Regions from separate parts of the Mus musculus genome. Here region 1 is linked to region 2. A link is a loop called in an ENCODE intact Hi-C map of the cell type or tissue named here. Cell type or tissue: left cerebral cortex. All regions are shown on one strand.

Region 1 (8,000 bases), 180 kb after region 2:
AGTACAGAGCTGGAACCTGGCTCAGCAACAAAGAGCATGGATTGCTCCAGAAGAGAACATAGTTTGGTTCCCAGCACCAACATCAAGTAGCTCCAGCCATCTTTACCTCCAGCTCCTGAGGAGCTGATGCACATCTCGGGCCTCCCTGAGCAACCACATCATGTGCACATACCCACACACATACGTAATTTTAAAATTAAAATAATTTAAAGATAATAATGATAATTTAATGTAAAAATTGATTCATACAAACCATAAATAGACAATATGATAGTGCAGAAAATCCTATTGGCAGGACCAACAAGATAAAGTCCTTAGTAAGAGATCTGCAATGTACACAGGGAAAATTGTAGAACACAACTCAGAGTGTGACTCCTGTGTAACGCATCTCTTCTCCTCAGGTAGGATACAAGGTGTCAGTTCTCCCGAAGTTACCACATAAACCTCATGCAGTGCCCCCCAAAACCGAGATAACAGACAAGATGACATCAAGGACCATCTAGAAAAATAAAAATGTAAGACTACCTAAGTACAAAGTGAAAAAAAAAAACCTGCTAAGAAGAGAATAAGCTTTATCCAATGTTATAAACACAAACTATAACACATGCTACATAAAGCCTTAAGGGATGAAATGAGAGGAAGCAGCACATGTTGCCACAGAGAGGTCAGGTCCAGAGTTACACTCCAGTGTGCATGTGCTGCGCTTGAGGGTCAACTTCAGCATGTTCCCCAAAAGATTCCTGGGCCTCGGTGGGTCAATGCTGGCAGACAGTGTGACCTTTAAGAAGTGATGCTTACAGCAAACGCCTTGACTGCTGCGAGATGGCTAGGATGATAAAGGAACAGGAATTGGATCCCCGGAAACCACATGGACAAAGCTGTCCTCTGAGCTCCAATGGTGCTGCGGCACTCAGGCCCCACCGTCATCTCATACACAAGATTAATCTATCAGTTAATCAAACACTTTTTTTTAAAGCTGGGATTGGAGGCCTGTCATCCCAGCATTCAGGAGAATGAGGAACCTGAAGGATGGTTCAAATTCAAGGACATCCTAGTTTCACAAAACTTACTTCATCATATACTTTATGCACATAGCCGGAAGATAATTTTACATAAAATGTTTAATAATTTGTACATGGAACAAAGTATCATGGTACAGAATTTCCACAGTCATCTCTGCACTCAAAAGTTTTGGATTTGGGGGAAATTAAGATTTTCAGACTAGGATGCTTAATCTATAATCACTTATCAATTCCCAGCCTAACTGTTGCAGTTTTCTAAGAATAACACATTTTAAATTCTCAAGTTTCGCCGGGCATGGTGGTGCACGCCTTTAATCCCAGCACTCAGGAGGCAGAGGCAGGCGGATTTCTGAGTTCGAGGCCAGCATGGTCTACAGAGTGAGTTCCAGGACAGCCAGAGTTACACAGAGAAACCCTGTCTCCAAAAAAAAAAAAAAATCTCAAGTTTCTAACCCCCACCCTACCCTTTTTTTTCTTCTTCTTCTTTTAAACACAGAATCTATGTAGTGCCAGTTGACTGGGCCTGGACTTGCTATATAGACCAGACTGAGAGAGATAAACACATGCCTTTGCCTCCTGCGTTCTGAGATTAAAAGCGTGCACTGACATAGCAGGTCTGTTTCCAAACTCTATGAAGTTTCCATTGCTTAAGATCATAGTAAAGAAAAGCTATTTATGGCCCTCAGCTCTGCCATCCAGTTAGTGAAAGGCAACCAAGGGGCCTACTAGGGTCTAGGAGCCTGGCAATTTTTCTTGTCAGGGATAAGGGAGTTTTCAAGGTAGGGTCTCCCTGTGTAGCTCTGACTATCCTGGAACTTGCTCTGTTCCACCTGTCTCGGCCTCCACAGTGCTTGGGATTAAAGGCACACACACCATTACACACAGTGTGATGGTTTGCATATGCTTGGCCCAGGGAGTGGCACTATTTGGATGTGTGGCCTTGTTAGAGGTGTGTCACTGTGGGAGTGGGATTTTATACCCTAGTCCTAGCTTCCTGGAAGTCAGTCTTCTGTTAGCAGCCTTCAGATGAAGATGTAGAGCTCTCAGCTCCTCCTGCACCATGCCTGCCTGGATGCTGCCATGTTCTCGACTTGATGATAATGGACTGAACCTCTGAACCTGTAAGCCAGCCGCAATTAAATGTTGTCCTTTATAAAACTTGCCTTGGTCATGGTGTCTGTTCACAGCAGTAAAACCCTAACTATGACACCTGACTTCTGGCAGTCTTGAGGTTATGGTAGAACTGTGTGTGAGAGACTGACTTAACATAAATGCCCCTCTCTATGCCTGTTTCCTCTATGATGTGACATGCTGGTCTAGACATGGCCTGTAGGTTCACCATCCACTGCTATTATACAGCCCGAAAGGAGGATTTTTTTTTCTTTTTTACATTTCTAATGAGGAAAACAACCAGCCAACCAACCAACCTCTTGATTCATGACAATTACATAAAAATTATTTCCATTCAGCTTTCAGTATCTATAAATAAAATTATAGTGACACACTGTCTCATATATTGTCTTTGACTTTATTAATGAAACAATTGAACAGCCACCCCAAATCTAAAACACTTACCATTAAAAGTATTGTTTTTTTTTAAATTAAATTTACAACATAAAATATAAATCTATCTACAAGAGTGTGCCAACCCCTGAAGGAGATCATTCTAAATTTTATTCCTAAGCAAATTAATCAATCACATAGAAGGAACTTTACCCAGATGAGGTTCAATAGGCCACACTGATGACCTATAAGAAGTCACGTCTTGAAGAGTTAAGCGGCAAAGTCCACAAGTGCAGAAACCTGACAGCGCCAGGTGAAGTCGTTCTACCTGCCTCCTCCATGGAGGGTGTTGAGCAGAATGGCTGCAGTCGGGGTAAGCCGCACCGGAACTTTAAAGTCGTTTAAAACCTTCCCTCGGCCTCAGTTTCCACCCCTGGAAATGGTACTCACATCACACTCACCTCGCTGGGCTGCGGTGAAGGTGAACGAAAGGACGCACCGAAAGGGATGGCTTCGAGCTGCGGTCACTGTGACCCACCCTAGGCGCCACCGGGCGAGGCTGCGGGAAGCGAGAAGAAGCCAGCGTGGGCAGAAGACCCGCGCCCGTGCCTTCGGGTCTCGAGCCTGGCTTCGGCCCACCGCGCCCGGGAGGAAGGGGAAGAGCGGGTCTTCTCGCGTGGTTCCACCTCCTCGCGCTCACGGGAGCCGTGCGCACACTTAGCAGACACACACAGCCCTTGCTCCCCGGAACTCGACCGGCGTCTCCAGGGCAACGGCCGGAGCTCCCAGACTCCTGCGCGCGACAAACCAACAAGGAACGCTCTCATTGGCTGAAGTGTCAGCCTTATCAGCCAATCGGAGTAGGCTGTTTGGGCGGACCCACGGGTTCGCTGTGCGCTGTGTCTTTGACTCGCGCGCGTGGGAACGCTGCTGCCTGCTGCTGCTGCGCTCCGCTACCTGCAGGACTTAACAGTTTTGTTTTATTTTGCTTTGGTTTTGTTGTTGCTATTGTGTTTTATTTTGGTCTGGTTTGTTTTAAGCAGTGTCTCACTAGTGCAGCCCAAACTAGCTTCGAACTCGTGGCTATCCTCCGGCTTCGGACTCCGGCTTGCTAAGGTTACTGGCCATCACATACTACCACTTGCACGCACGCTTTATGAACGCGAGTTTACAAACTAGAACCCCCCCCCCCCCCATTCACTAAAACAAGCGCATTGCTGCCAAAGACCCGGAGCAGGTGTTCTGACGATAATGATTGGAAACCCAAGCGACACGCAAGCAGAACTAGATAGGGAGCTGGAACTTGTTATGGTGCCCAGGCCTCGCCTCTTCTGCCTGGTCTGGAACTCCGTATTTACAGGCTCTCCGACTCACAAAGATAAGCCTGCCTCTGTCTCCCAAGAGCAGGGATTAGATACATGAACGACTTAGAAACGCAAATGATTTAAAAACCAAAGGGCGGGGGAGCAGACCCGCTTAAGAAACGTGTCAGAGAAGTTTACCGGTTTTTGAGCAGAAAAACCTGATAAGGAGAGGTTAGTATTTTGGGAGTTGATGCAACCCTTTAGGGAGGAGCTCCACACTGCTGGAATCCCTGGTGGCAAAGTATCCCACAAGAATGATTTAAATAACACTAAGGGGCTGCAGAGCCGTCTTGGCAGTTCAGAGCACTGGCTTCTCTTCCAGGGGACCTTGGTTTGAAGACCAGCATTGGCACAGCTCACAACCGGCTGTAATTTCAGTTCAAGAGTTCAAGACGATCTCCAACGCCCTCTTCTGGCTTCTTCTGGAACTGCACAATGTGGTACACAGCCATACATGCAAGCAAAACACTCATACACATAATTTTTTTTAAAAAAAGGTTTGTTTACTTTATGAATGTAAGTACACAATATCTGTATTCAGACACACCAGAAGAGGGCATCGGATCCCATTACAGATGGTTGCAAGCCACCATGTTGGGAATTGAACTCAGGAACTCTGAAAGAACACATTAAAATTTTTTTTTTTTTTTTTTTTTGGTTTTTTGAGACAGGGTTTCTCTGTATAGCCCTGGCTATCCTGGAACTCTGTAGACCAGGCTAGCCTCGAACTCAGAAATCCACCTGCCTCTGCCTCCCAAGTGCTGGGATTAAAGGCGTGTGCCAACACTGCCCAGCTCACATAAAATTTTTAACAATGAATGTTACGGCTTTTTTCCCCCATATTGTAAGAGTTTGAAAACTTATTTAAAGCTGGGCATGGTGGCACACGCCTTTAATCCTAGCACTTGGGAAGCAGAGGCAGAGTGACCAGGTGATCTCTGTGAGTTCCAAGACACCCAGGGTAACACAAGGTAACACAAACCCTGTGTAGAAAAACAAAAACCAAACAACAACAACAAAATGCGGGGGGCGGGGGAGCAAGGCTTGTTTAAAAAGAAAACATTAACAGTAAGAATCATGGTGCATAATTCAATCAGTCTGGTACAAAGAAAACAACCTTATTAATATTCCAAGAGGTTAAAAAATATATTACCAACTTTGACTTCAGAAAAGTATAGACTGGAGGTTGGAGAACACCAACTGGCTCTTCCAGAGGTCCTGAGTTCAATTCCCAGCAACCACATGGTGGCTCACAACCATCTGTAATGGGATCTGATGCCCTCTTCTGGTGTGTCTGAAGACAGCGACAGTGTACCCACATACATAAAAGAAAAAAAAAAAAGTATAGACTGCAAGAGGGTAGAGGAACAGAAAGAAAAATTATTAAAATTGTGTAAACAGTGAGTCTTGGTGGTGAGACTTCTGCCTGTGCACACTCGGGAAGCTGGGGCAGGAGGATCACTTCAAGTTCAAGGCTAGCCTGTTTTACACAACAGATTCAGGTCAGTCAGGGCCACCTAGAAAGAGCCATTCTCAAAACCACAAATATAGCACGAATAGTATAGTATGCTTATTGGATCCAGTTTCCATCACTCGGTTCTTGAAAAATAGACCCCATGCCGGGGTCTACAGGGTAAGGGTTCAAAGGTGAAAGAAATATTGATCATGCCAGAGCCTCAAACAGAACAGAATTGACAGAGAGATAGCTCGGAGCTACCTTGGGGTGGGGAGAACATTTGAGAAGTGAGAGACCTTTCTATGCAAGCCGACAGGTAATATCAGTGTATGTGGTAGGGGTGACAGATTCAATATGGTAAGACTGTTTGTCTTCCATTCCCGCTGAGTTCCCGCTGAGAGGTCCATGTCAGTGCCATCCTCAGGTGTCCTCAGAATTCCAACACCCGCTGGTAGAGAGAAGAGGTTGGCTTATCAGTCTCAGAAACTAAATGAGCTCCAGTCAGCCTCTCAAACTTAGAAGATGCACAGCTTTCTTTCCGCCCTGCTTAGCTGCTTTGTTAGCTTGAAGCAAGCTAGAGTCACCAGGGAAGAGGAACCTCAGCTGAGACAGTGCGCCCATCAGATTCCTCTCTAGGCAAAGTCTATAAAAAGTCTAGAGGGTGTGTTCTTGATTAATAATTGGTGTGGGAAGACCCAGCCCGTTGTGGGAGGTGCCACCACTAGTCAGATGATCCTGGGTTGTGTATGAAAGCAGACAGAAGACTCTTAGGTCAAAATGGCGGGTCAATCTGCTGTTGCAGCATCAAGCAAGTGGCTGGATGGTTTTCGAAAGTGGTATTATAACGCTGCAGGATTCAATAAACTGGGGATAATGCGAGATGCTACACTACATGAAACTGAAGATGTAAAAGAAGCCATAAGAAGGCTTCCTGAGGACCTTTATGACAGGCTGTTTCGAATTAAGAGAGCCTGACTATGAGGCATAGGATCTTGCCTAAGGATCAGTGGACAACATATGAGGAGGACAAATTCTACCTTGAACCCTATCTAAAAGAGGTTATTCGGGAAAGAAAGGAGAGAGAGGAGTGGGGGAAGAAGTGATCTTTTAGATAAGATCTGTGGGTGTGCCTGGTCTCACCATACTTCTACAAAGTTATTTCAATCTGAATCACAATTTAAGAAATATTTGCTCTACCTATGTCTCACTTTAAATAAATGTCTATTGTAAACATGAAAAAGAAACAGAGAAAGAGAGAGAGAAAACGAAAGAAAGAGCAGACAAAAGTTATGTAAAGAAAGCCAGTGTGTTCTGCTAAGACTAGATGTCCCAGGGTAGTGTGGTACCCAGGAAGAGGGGAGAGAAGAAGAGGAGGAGCAAGGGGAGGATAGATTTGGGGTGGAACTGGAAGGAAAAAAAGAAGGGGATGTAGGGAGCCATTCCAGACTTCCTGGTCAGCAAGATGGAAGTCTGCTCCAGGTAGTAAACAAGCCCATGTTTGGTGGATGGCCTGCCCTTAATCCCTGATTGGCTGAGCAAGCTTCCTGGTGAGGTGATGTGACCTGTGGTGATTGGTGGGGGCGTGGTTGTGGCTGGAGTGGAGAGAAAAACACTTGTAACAAGAGAGGCTAGGGGATTTAAAGTAAGTAGCTGCCTGAGTAAACTGCTTAAAGAAGAACCGGTGGTTGGTCTTTCTTGCTGGTCGAGTGGGACACGACAAGGGGACTGTGAAGTGAATTAAACAAACAAACAAAAAAAAAAAAAACGACAAGGGGACTGTGAAGTGAATTAAACAAACAAACAAACAAAAAAACTATTGTTGGAAAAAAGAAAGCCAGTGTCTTAGTTAGGGTTTTATTGCTATGAAGAAGCATCACGACCACAGTAACTCTTATAAAAGATAATATCGGCTGGTGAGATGGTTCAGTGATAAGAGCACTGACTGCTCTTCCTAAGGTCCTGAGTTCAAATCCCAACAACCACATGGTGGCTCACAACCACCCATAATCTGACACCCTCTTCTGGTGTGTCTGAAGTCAGCTACAGTGTACATACGTATAATAATAAATAAATCTTTGATTCGGAGCAGTCAGGGACTGAGCGAACAGGGCCAACAGGAGCGAGTAGAGGTCCTAAAAATTCAATGCCCAACAACCACATGAAGGCTCACAACCATCTGTACAGCTACAGTGTACTCATATACATAAAATAAATAAATCTTTAAAAAAAAAGATAACGTATAATTGGACTTGCTTACAGTTTCAGAAGTTCAGTCAACTATCACAGTGGTGGGAAGCATGGCAGCATGCAGGCAGACATGGTGCTGGAGAAGAAGCTGAGAGTTCTACATCTCGATCCACAAGCAGCAGAAGGAGACTGTGTACCACACTGGGCAGAGCTTGAACATAGGAGGCCTTCAAGCCCACCCCATACAGTGACACACTTCCTCCAACAAGGCCACACCTCCTAATAGTGCCACTCCCAATAGGCCAAGCATTCAAACACATGAGTCTGTGGGGGACGTTCTTATTCAAACCACCACAACCAGTAGACATCATCTATTGTCTACAATTCTTGCCTCCTCCAGGTTCCTGCGTTAGGTTTCTTTCGGTCCTGACTTTATTTCATGATAGGCTACAACTGTAAGGTGTAAAA
Region 2 (8,000 bases):
TGAAAGCAAGGGTGTCACACGCATTGTGTGAGAAAAACCAACATCAGGGTCACATGACTCATTATCTGCCAGAGGTGGAGCCCCCACCCCAGGGTCTCCGTATCTTTTAGGTTTAACATTAATCAAATCACATCCTACCCTTTGCCACCAGGCCTCTTATGGTAGATCATTTGGTTGCTGTGACAAAACCAGAGAGGAACAGGCTTCTGAGCCTGCAGTAAAACAGATAGATAGACCATCATGGCAGAAAGATATAGTGGAGCAAAGATGACTCTGTGGTGACCAGAAAGCAGAAGACACAGGAAGGGACCAGGGCCATGATCCATCTTTCAAAAGCACATCCCCAGTGACGAATCCATGATCCCCAATAAAGGCTCTGCCTTCCAGATGGCCATCACTTTCCAGTAGTTCATTGACACTTCCGATCCAAGCCACACATGTCACCCCGAGCATTAGGGAGACTGAGGCACAAGTCAAGGCCAGCCTGCAACACATATGAAGATCTCAAAACTATCAATGGATCCAACCACTGAGGTCAGAGCCGTGAGATCCAGACTTCTGAGAAAGCACAGACGCATACAGACGTGAGGGTTTTACTAACCACCTGAGAGGCTTCCAGCGCAATCAAGTAGACAGTCAAATTAACCGCCACACCGCCGGACCTCTGCTGTTTTACTGGTTTCTAAAGCAGTGGTCTGGAAGCATGGTGATAGCCTTGTTCTGCTTCTGTTAAGCAGATCCAGGTTGCCACATGCCTTCGCTTGAACTGGGTAGTTCATGCGCCAGGCATTGCTGGTCTGATATAATAAGGAACCCTGAGCCACACTGTGCTCTGAAGCCATACAAGTTTTGTTTTTTTTTTTTTTGAGACAGAGTCTCACTAACTATGTAGCTCCAACTAACCTGAAATTCACTCCTTAGACCAGGCTGGCCTTGAATTCACAGAGACCTTCTTCCTGTCTCTTCTTTTTGAGTGCTAGAATTAAAAGCATGTGTGACCATGCCCCAGGGAAGGGAAATGGGATTTATTTGATGCCAAGGAGAGTTTGGCAGGGTCTAGAGAGAAAAGAGAAGACCTGATACTGCCCAGAAAGAACAGTGGGGACTGTTTTAGGGCTTTGGTGGAAATGGAACAGGGTATCTTGCACTGTGAGGGAGGGCAAAGGGAATCTTGTTAATGTATGACTTAAATGGAGGTAAAAGAGAGGTCACAGTTAGTTGAGATGGACCCCACTATACGAGTAGTCCAGACGTTCCAGAATGTGGCAGCCTAGAGTCTGTACTTTTCACTGGGGGGAACAAGAATGGCATGGGCCATTCTGGAACCTGAGAATCTGGGGAGTACCTTAGAGTCAGAGACTCATAGGCAGGTGGGGTGTCTGCTGGTCCTACAGCTTCAGGGGTCCCAGAATCAGCTAGTGGGTGGAGCTAGAAAGAGCTGCAGGGTGACTTGAACTGACTGTGGGCTAGGACTTAGTGTTTCACTCCTAGAGTCTGGAAACCTGGAAAGACTGCTACAGCTTTCCAGATAGATTCTGAACAGGGGAGGGATTTATCAACCACTGCATGGCTAGGAAGACAGGGAAAGTCTCCTGCAGGTGAGTCGTCTGCTTGGCCTTTAGCCTAACCTGACAGGTCCCGGGGTCCCTTTCTTTCTGGCTGTGCCCCCTTTTCCTCTACCTCCCCATCCTCTCCCACCCATAGCTCTCAGCAGCCGTCCTATGCCCATACCATGTTTGCATCTTTGTCTTGCCTGTGAACTTCACACAGGAACCTGTGTTCATGAGCCCACGCACCCAAGCTGAGTTTTTTAGTGTGTCGTGGCTGTGTGTCCCAAAGCAAGCAAGTCCCTAGCTGCCCCTCCATCTGCTCCTTCTTTAGTGTTTATTTTCCCAGGTAACGACAACTCCAGGCCAAAGACCTCAAGGCCACTATATTTTTCTCCCACCCACAGTGACATCTTCATCTGTCATGTGGTGGTTGTCCACAGTCTTCTCTGGGACCCCCCCAGATGGAACCTATGAAAATCTTTCTCATCCTGCTTACTCCTCTACCCCAAGCCTGTGTGGCTTGTAGCAAAAAGCCGAAGTCAAGCCTCTTCCTTCATCCTGTTCATTCTCCATTATCAGAGGGTTTATTTTCCCTAAAGACTTATTTATTATATGTAAGTGCACTGTAGCTGTCTTCAGACACACCAGAAGAGGGCGTCAGATCTCATTACGGGTGGTTATAAGCCACTATGTAGTTGCTGGGATTGGAACTCAGGACCTCCAGAAGAGCAGTCAGTGCTCTTAACCGCTGAGCCATCTCACCAGCCTTACCCCTCAGGTTTCATTCAGGGCTCTCCACTAGAATGCTTCCTGCCTCTCTATTCCTGTCGTCTGGCCTCCCATTTCCAATACTCTCCCTGCCTACTAGTGTTCTCTCCATGTTACACTGTTCAAGACTCGAATCTTCCCTGCTGATTCTTCAGCTCTGACCACAAGTTCCATAAACAATCACACAGATCATGTAAGAACATGGCAAGGGTCTAGTGGCTTGAGGGACAGACAGTCACAGGCTGGAGGTTAAAGAGGGTGTCGGACGGGATTTAGAAGGTACTGTCCCTAGTCCTGGGGAGGTCCTGGTTTAGCATAGAGGTAAGATCCGCGGCTGGGGCTTCCTAAGACCAGCTGGGACAGCCCTGTTGCATCCCCTTCCCGCCTCCTCCCTCCTAACCTCCTCAGGCCAGCTCTGGGGTCTCGGCAGGTGATCCGCAACATGAGCTCTGAGTTCTACGCCACCCAGCTCCGAGCCCGCATCACTGATGAAACCACCCACCCAGCCGCCTACTATGAGCCTGAATTCTACCTTCAGGATGATGGAGGCACCGCTCACCTGTCTGCGGTTTCAGAGGATGGCAGTGCTGTGGCTGCCACTAGTACCATCAACCTCTAGTAGGGGCTGTGCAGCTGCTGGGCAGAGCAGGGACCTGGGGGTGGGTGGGTGGGTGGGGCTCCTAGTAAGTGCTCTTGGCCTGGGCTGGGTGGGGACCAGGTGGGGAATGGCTGGGTTGTATATCATTATCTGAGCTGGCCTATCTTCAGCTTTGGCTCCAAGGTCCTGTCTCGGGTCAGTGGCATCCTGTTTAATGATGAGATGGATGACTTCAGCTCGCCCAACTTCATCAACCAGTTCAGGGTAGCCCCCTCACCAGCCAACTTCATCAAGCCAGGTGCAGGGTGGGAATCCTGGGATGCAGGGCATGAGTTGGGAGGGGGCTGGTACCCTAGGCAGGCAGCAGACCAGCCCCCTGTCTCCTCCTATGGATCATAGGTAAGCAGCCTCTTTCATCCATGTGTCCCTCAATCATCCTGGATAAGGACGGCCAGGTTCGCATGGTGGTCGGAGCCTCAGGGGGTACCCAGATCACCACATCTGTTGCACTGGTATGTGCCTTTTGCCTGCCCTTTCCTGCTCCTGTCTCTCTCTGCCCTTGCTCCTGGGCTATACTGACATATTGGTATCCTTTCCCGCCAGGCCATCATCAACAGCCTGTGGTTCGGATACGATGTGAAGAGAGCTGTGGAGGAGCCCCGGCTGCACAACCAGCTTTTACCTAATACCACAACGGTAGAGAAAGACATTGATCAGGTAGGCTGGGAGCTGAGGAGACAGAATCATGGTGTGGGATGAGAGAGCATCCTAGAGGCTGGCATCTTCTGAGTTACGACAAATCTGTGGCCCTGCTGAGACGTGCCCTGTCCTTTCTCTCTCTCTCTCTCTCTCTCTCTCTCTCTCTCTCACACACACACACACACACACCCCAGGTGGTGACTGCAGGCCTGAAGATTCGGCACCACCATACAGAAGTCACGCCCACCTTCATCGCTGTAGTTCAGGCTGTCGTTCGAGCATCAGGTGGTTGGGCAGCTGCCTCAGACTCCAGAAAAGGCGGGGAACCTGCTGGCTACTGAGTGCCCGGAAGAGGCAAGATTGACCCGCAGCCAAGGGACGAGAATGGGAACAGGAGCAAGAGTGGGACGTTGGAGAACATGCCGCCTCTGGGTGGGACAGAGGGAGCGCAATAAATGGAGGCCACCGCCAAGCTGCGGGAAGCCTTTGCGGGCTGAACTTTCCATATCATGGACTTTAGTGTCTTGTGTATGAAATGGAGTCATCTCACTTGGAAAATGACAAGGCAGGATCCTAAGACTTACCGTGATGTTAAGTCATGAAGCTAACACCAACCTTTAAGTGGGGGGAATCCCACCGTGCCTGAGAGTTAGGGGGATGGGGTAAACAGAACACCTAAATTGTCCTAAGCAGTGACACTTGCAATATCAGCCACTAGAGGGCGCCCCGACCTTGCCATTAACTGGAACAAAGCAATGACACTGTAGCTGTGGGTGGAGAATGCTTCTAGGACAGATGTGGGCTCTCATTGGCCCGCACTTAGGGGGTAAAACTGAAGGAGAGTAGACTAGAGACAAAAACAAGGCAATTTGGCTAAGGCCATACTTGAGGTCACTTTCCAAGCACAAACCCAGAGTGAAAGCCAAGCTTGTCTTGCAAGAGGCCCAGTTCTCAAACAAACAGACAGTCCCAGCAGGTCCGCCAGCTATAGAAAACCCACAGATCCACAAGGGGAACACAGCTCACAATGGATGAGCCCAGAAGAGCACCATTAGATACATCCCTCCTTGTGTTAGTCAGGGTTTCTATTGCTGCAATGAAAGACCATGACCAAAGCAGCTTGGAGAGGAAAGGGTTTATTTGGCTTACATTTCCACATCACAGTTGACCATGAAAGGTAAGGACAGGCACTCAGACGGGCCAGGAACCTGGAGACAGGAGCCAATACAGGGGCCATGGAAGAGTGCGACTTGCTCCTCATGGCTTGTTCAGCCTTCTTTCTTATAGAACCCAGGACCTTCAGCCCAGGGATGGCGCCACCCACAATAGGCTAAACCCTCCTCCATCCATCACTAATTTAAAAACTGTCCTGCAGGCTTGCCCACAGCTAGATCTTATGGAGGTATTTTCTCAGTTGAGGCTCCCTCTCTGATGACTCTAGTTTGTGTCAAGTTGATATAAAACTAGCCAACACACTCTTTAAGGGCAGCCCCTCATGCTGTGTCAAGGTCTATAGAACTCACAGCTGTGACCACGAGGTAAAGAGACACTTGGAGACAATGTAGAAGTGAGCCACCGGGGTAGTCACAGCCTAGGAGCTAAATATTGCCCCTTAAAGTGAGCACAAGTTGGGGGTCCCTGAGGGAAGGGACCCAGTGGCTGGAGGAGGGTCCCAGGAGGCTAGAAGTCCTGGTGTTTCCAACCTGCCCATGGGAAAGCAGGGTTTTCCTGTAGGTGTGCTCCATGTCTGAGCTCTAAAGCTCTCTATCTCTGGGGCTCCTTGGGGAACACAGAAGCTGGGCTGAAGGGGGGGGTGCCAGCCATTCCTCAATCCATATTTGAAGGGGAGAAGGCAGGATTCCCTAGGCCAATATATTAAGATATGGTATATCAGTGTTTCATGCCCCACTGGACTGGCCGGAGATTTCCATGGACCCAGGGTGCTTGAAGTGTACCGCGCTCTCCCAGACCCACTGCGTATAGCCCAGAGCTTCTTTGGAGACTTGGGGACTTGAGTGACCATCCCCTTTCTAGTGCCTTTCCATGTTACTTCCTGGATAAGGGCCTTTGGAGCCACCAGACCTGGCCTTCCCAGCCAAGTCCAGTATGATAGCAAGCCTTGAGAATCCGTAGAACTGCCTCTGAACTCTGGTCTGCGCCTGACCAGGATGTCCCAGCCAGGGACCAGGAGGGGAAGATAACCTACCCTTGTGTCTGCTTGTTCCCCCCATACTGCTTTGGCCTTAGGGGACAGTGGCCCGTGAGTGGACTGGCCTACATTCAAGAATGTGCTTTGGTTCCTGGTTGAGCAATGACATGACATTGTAGTGTTGGGGACAACTGGGATGGGGAAGACTCCCACAGACACTCCCCTCTTCCTCTAGGAAGATGTGGGAACAGGCTTACAGGAAACAGCCTCCCTTGTCCAGGCTTAGCAGGGACTCTGGGTGTGACACTTAACAGGATGGGTGGCCAGTGCGGGCATTCCCTCTCTGGGCCTCTTTTTTTTTTTTTTTTTTTTTTTTTTGGCATTGCCAAGCCGGGGGGTACGAAGATGGGGGCGGGGGGCATGCTCAGTGGAAAGAGAGTGAGGAATGATGGGAAGGCCTGAAACCAAGAGCTCTTCTGCCCTGCACATGTATTAATTCTGATCACGAGAGCACATTGGTGGGTCCTCACTGCTCCAGCTGCCTCCCACTGGAACATCCTGAGATCATGGAAAGATAGGACCCAAGCCAGGCTCCCAGAGGAGGAGGCTCACCAGCACAGAAATAGCCCTGAGTTCTTCTGGACTCAGCAAGTGGGCCTCTGAGCTGCAGAAAAAGGGAGGGCACTTGAGCAGGGCAGCCTCGTCCTTTAGAGGTCTAAGGTTGAGTTTATGGGTCACTATGTCCCAGCACTGTGTGTCAGCAGCACTGGGTGTCAGGGCACTGGACATCTGGCCTGCCTGCCCACTCCCTTCCCACCCCATGCTCAGATGTTTGGATGAGGCTGTGCCAGGCTGTAATAAAACGGTCCCGACGAGGCTGGAGAGCTGGCTCAGCAGTTAAAAGCACTGACTGCTCTTCCTGAGGTCCTGACTCTAAATCCCAGCAACCACATGGTGGCTCACAACCATCTGTAATGAGATCTGATGCCCTCTTCTGGTGTGTCTGAAGACAGCTACAGTGTACTTACATATAATAAATAAATAAATAAATAAATAAATAAATAAATCTTTAAAATATTTTAAAAGATTCATTTCTATAAAAATTTTAAAAATTAAAACAGCACGGTCCTGAGTGGCTACCTTGGTCTACCTTCAGCCCCATCTCTGTACCAGCTGGGTGATTGCATTGAGAGGCTGCCTGGGTGGAACCAGTTGGGAGTGGAAGCTGGGGAATGGAGTTTCACCCTGCAGGAGACACCCTGACCCTGAGCTGTTGGGAGGCAGGAAAACAGTGAGAGAGGTTCCCTGAGTTCCATGTCCCAGTTCCCCTGGGTGCATCAAGCATCACATTTCCAATGGCACTGGGACTGAGGAGTCTTTGGGTGGTGTTGGGGCAGCAGGGCAGGCCATGGGATCAACTGGCGATGGAAGAGTTAACAGCGGCAGCTGGCTCTTCTCAAGAAAAAAAAAACTCCCTGTAGATGCCTGGCTTGCCTCCAGGGTTGAGCCTCGGGAGCTGAAAACTGCAAGTTCAGACCTGTGGCTAGTTCTGCCTCTGGAGGAGAGTGTAGCAGCAGCCTGGCCACAGCCTGCCGTCTGTCTATCCATAAACCCAGGCTGGCTGGCTTCCTGTTTCTCCTCTGTAACCTGCCTGGCCACCTATCTGTAAGGCTGTCCGTCATCCTTTCTGTCCAGTTGTCTGGCCTGTGTGGCTGTCTGTCTTGACCCATCGATCTTTCCCCTCTGTCCAATAGCCTGAGATCACCCTGTGTAGCTTCTTTTCCCTTCAGTTTGTCAGTCAGTTTGTCTGTCTCTGTCTGTCCACTGCCCTGTGTGTCCAGTTGCCTCCCTCTCTGTCCCTGGGCCACTGAGCCATGGCTTGGGGTCACAGGGCCACGGTCTGCCTGGTCCTGCTGGGTGTAGGTCTAGGTCTGGTTATCGTTGTGTTGGCTGCGGTCCTTTCTCCTCGTCAAGCCTCTTGTGGTCCCGGTGCCTTCACGCGTGCTGCGGTAGCGGCTGACTCCAAGATCTGCTCGGATATTGGACGGTGAGTAAAAAGTGGGTGTGAGCTCAGTGGCCCTTGGCAGCTAGCGGGTTGTGCCTGGAGACTGTGTAACTGTGGTGGGGGTGTGAAGAGGGACACGCGAGTGCCGGCTGTGCTTGCGGTGGGGTAAAGGCCATGTGTGGTTTGGCTTCCTACAACAGTCCCAGGGCCCTTGCACAGAATGGTGTATGT

The links. A loop is a pair of places that touch in the nucleus more often than their neighbours do. Peaks named below come from ENCODE experiments on the same cell type or tissue, not always from the same donor. Only the 100,000 strongest peaks of a DNase experiment are listed, where the experiment ranks them.
Region 1: it touches region 2 in a loop (5-fold over the local background); 4 of 42 quality-filtered maps call a loop at or near these places.

What each region holds. Positions count from the first base shown.
Region 1 is chr10:75,761,039-75,769,038 of GRCm38, forward strand. It overlaps Cabin1 (calcineurin binding protein 1), which reads right to left and starts at 3,319. Exons shown (of 37, transcript NM_172549.3): 1 at 2,987-3,319. It also overlaps the pseudogene Gm19326. In left cerebral cortex, CTCF peaks have their summits at 3,467, 4,312 (motif pointing left) and 5,211 (motif pointing left); DNase peaks (open chromatin) are centred at 3,339 and 4,242; H3K4me3 peaks cover 2,014 bases; H3K27ac peaks cover 808 bases.
Region 2 is chr10:75,582,072-75,590,071 of GRCm38, forward strand. Ggt1 (gamma-glutamyltransferase 1) reads left to right here. Exons shown (of 15, transcript NM_001379537.1): 11 at 2,749-2,936; 12 at 3,087-3,214; 13 at 3,316-3,428; 14 at 3,520-3,633; 15 at 3,810-4,122. The coding sequence ends at 3,956. Ggt5 (gamma-glutamyltransferase 5) reads left to right here and starts at 7,310. Exons shown (of 12, transcript NM_011820.5): 1 at 7,310-7,811. The coding sequence starts at 7,639. In left cerebral cortex, a CTCF peak has its summit at 4,328 (motif pointing right); DNase peaks (open chromatin) are centred at 4,344 and 7,309; H3K4me3 peaks cover 393 bases.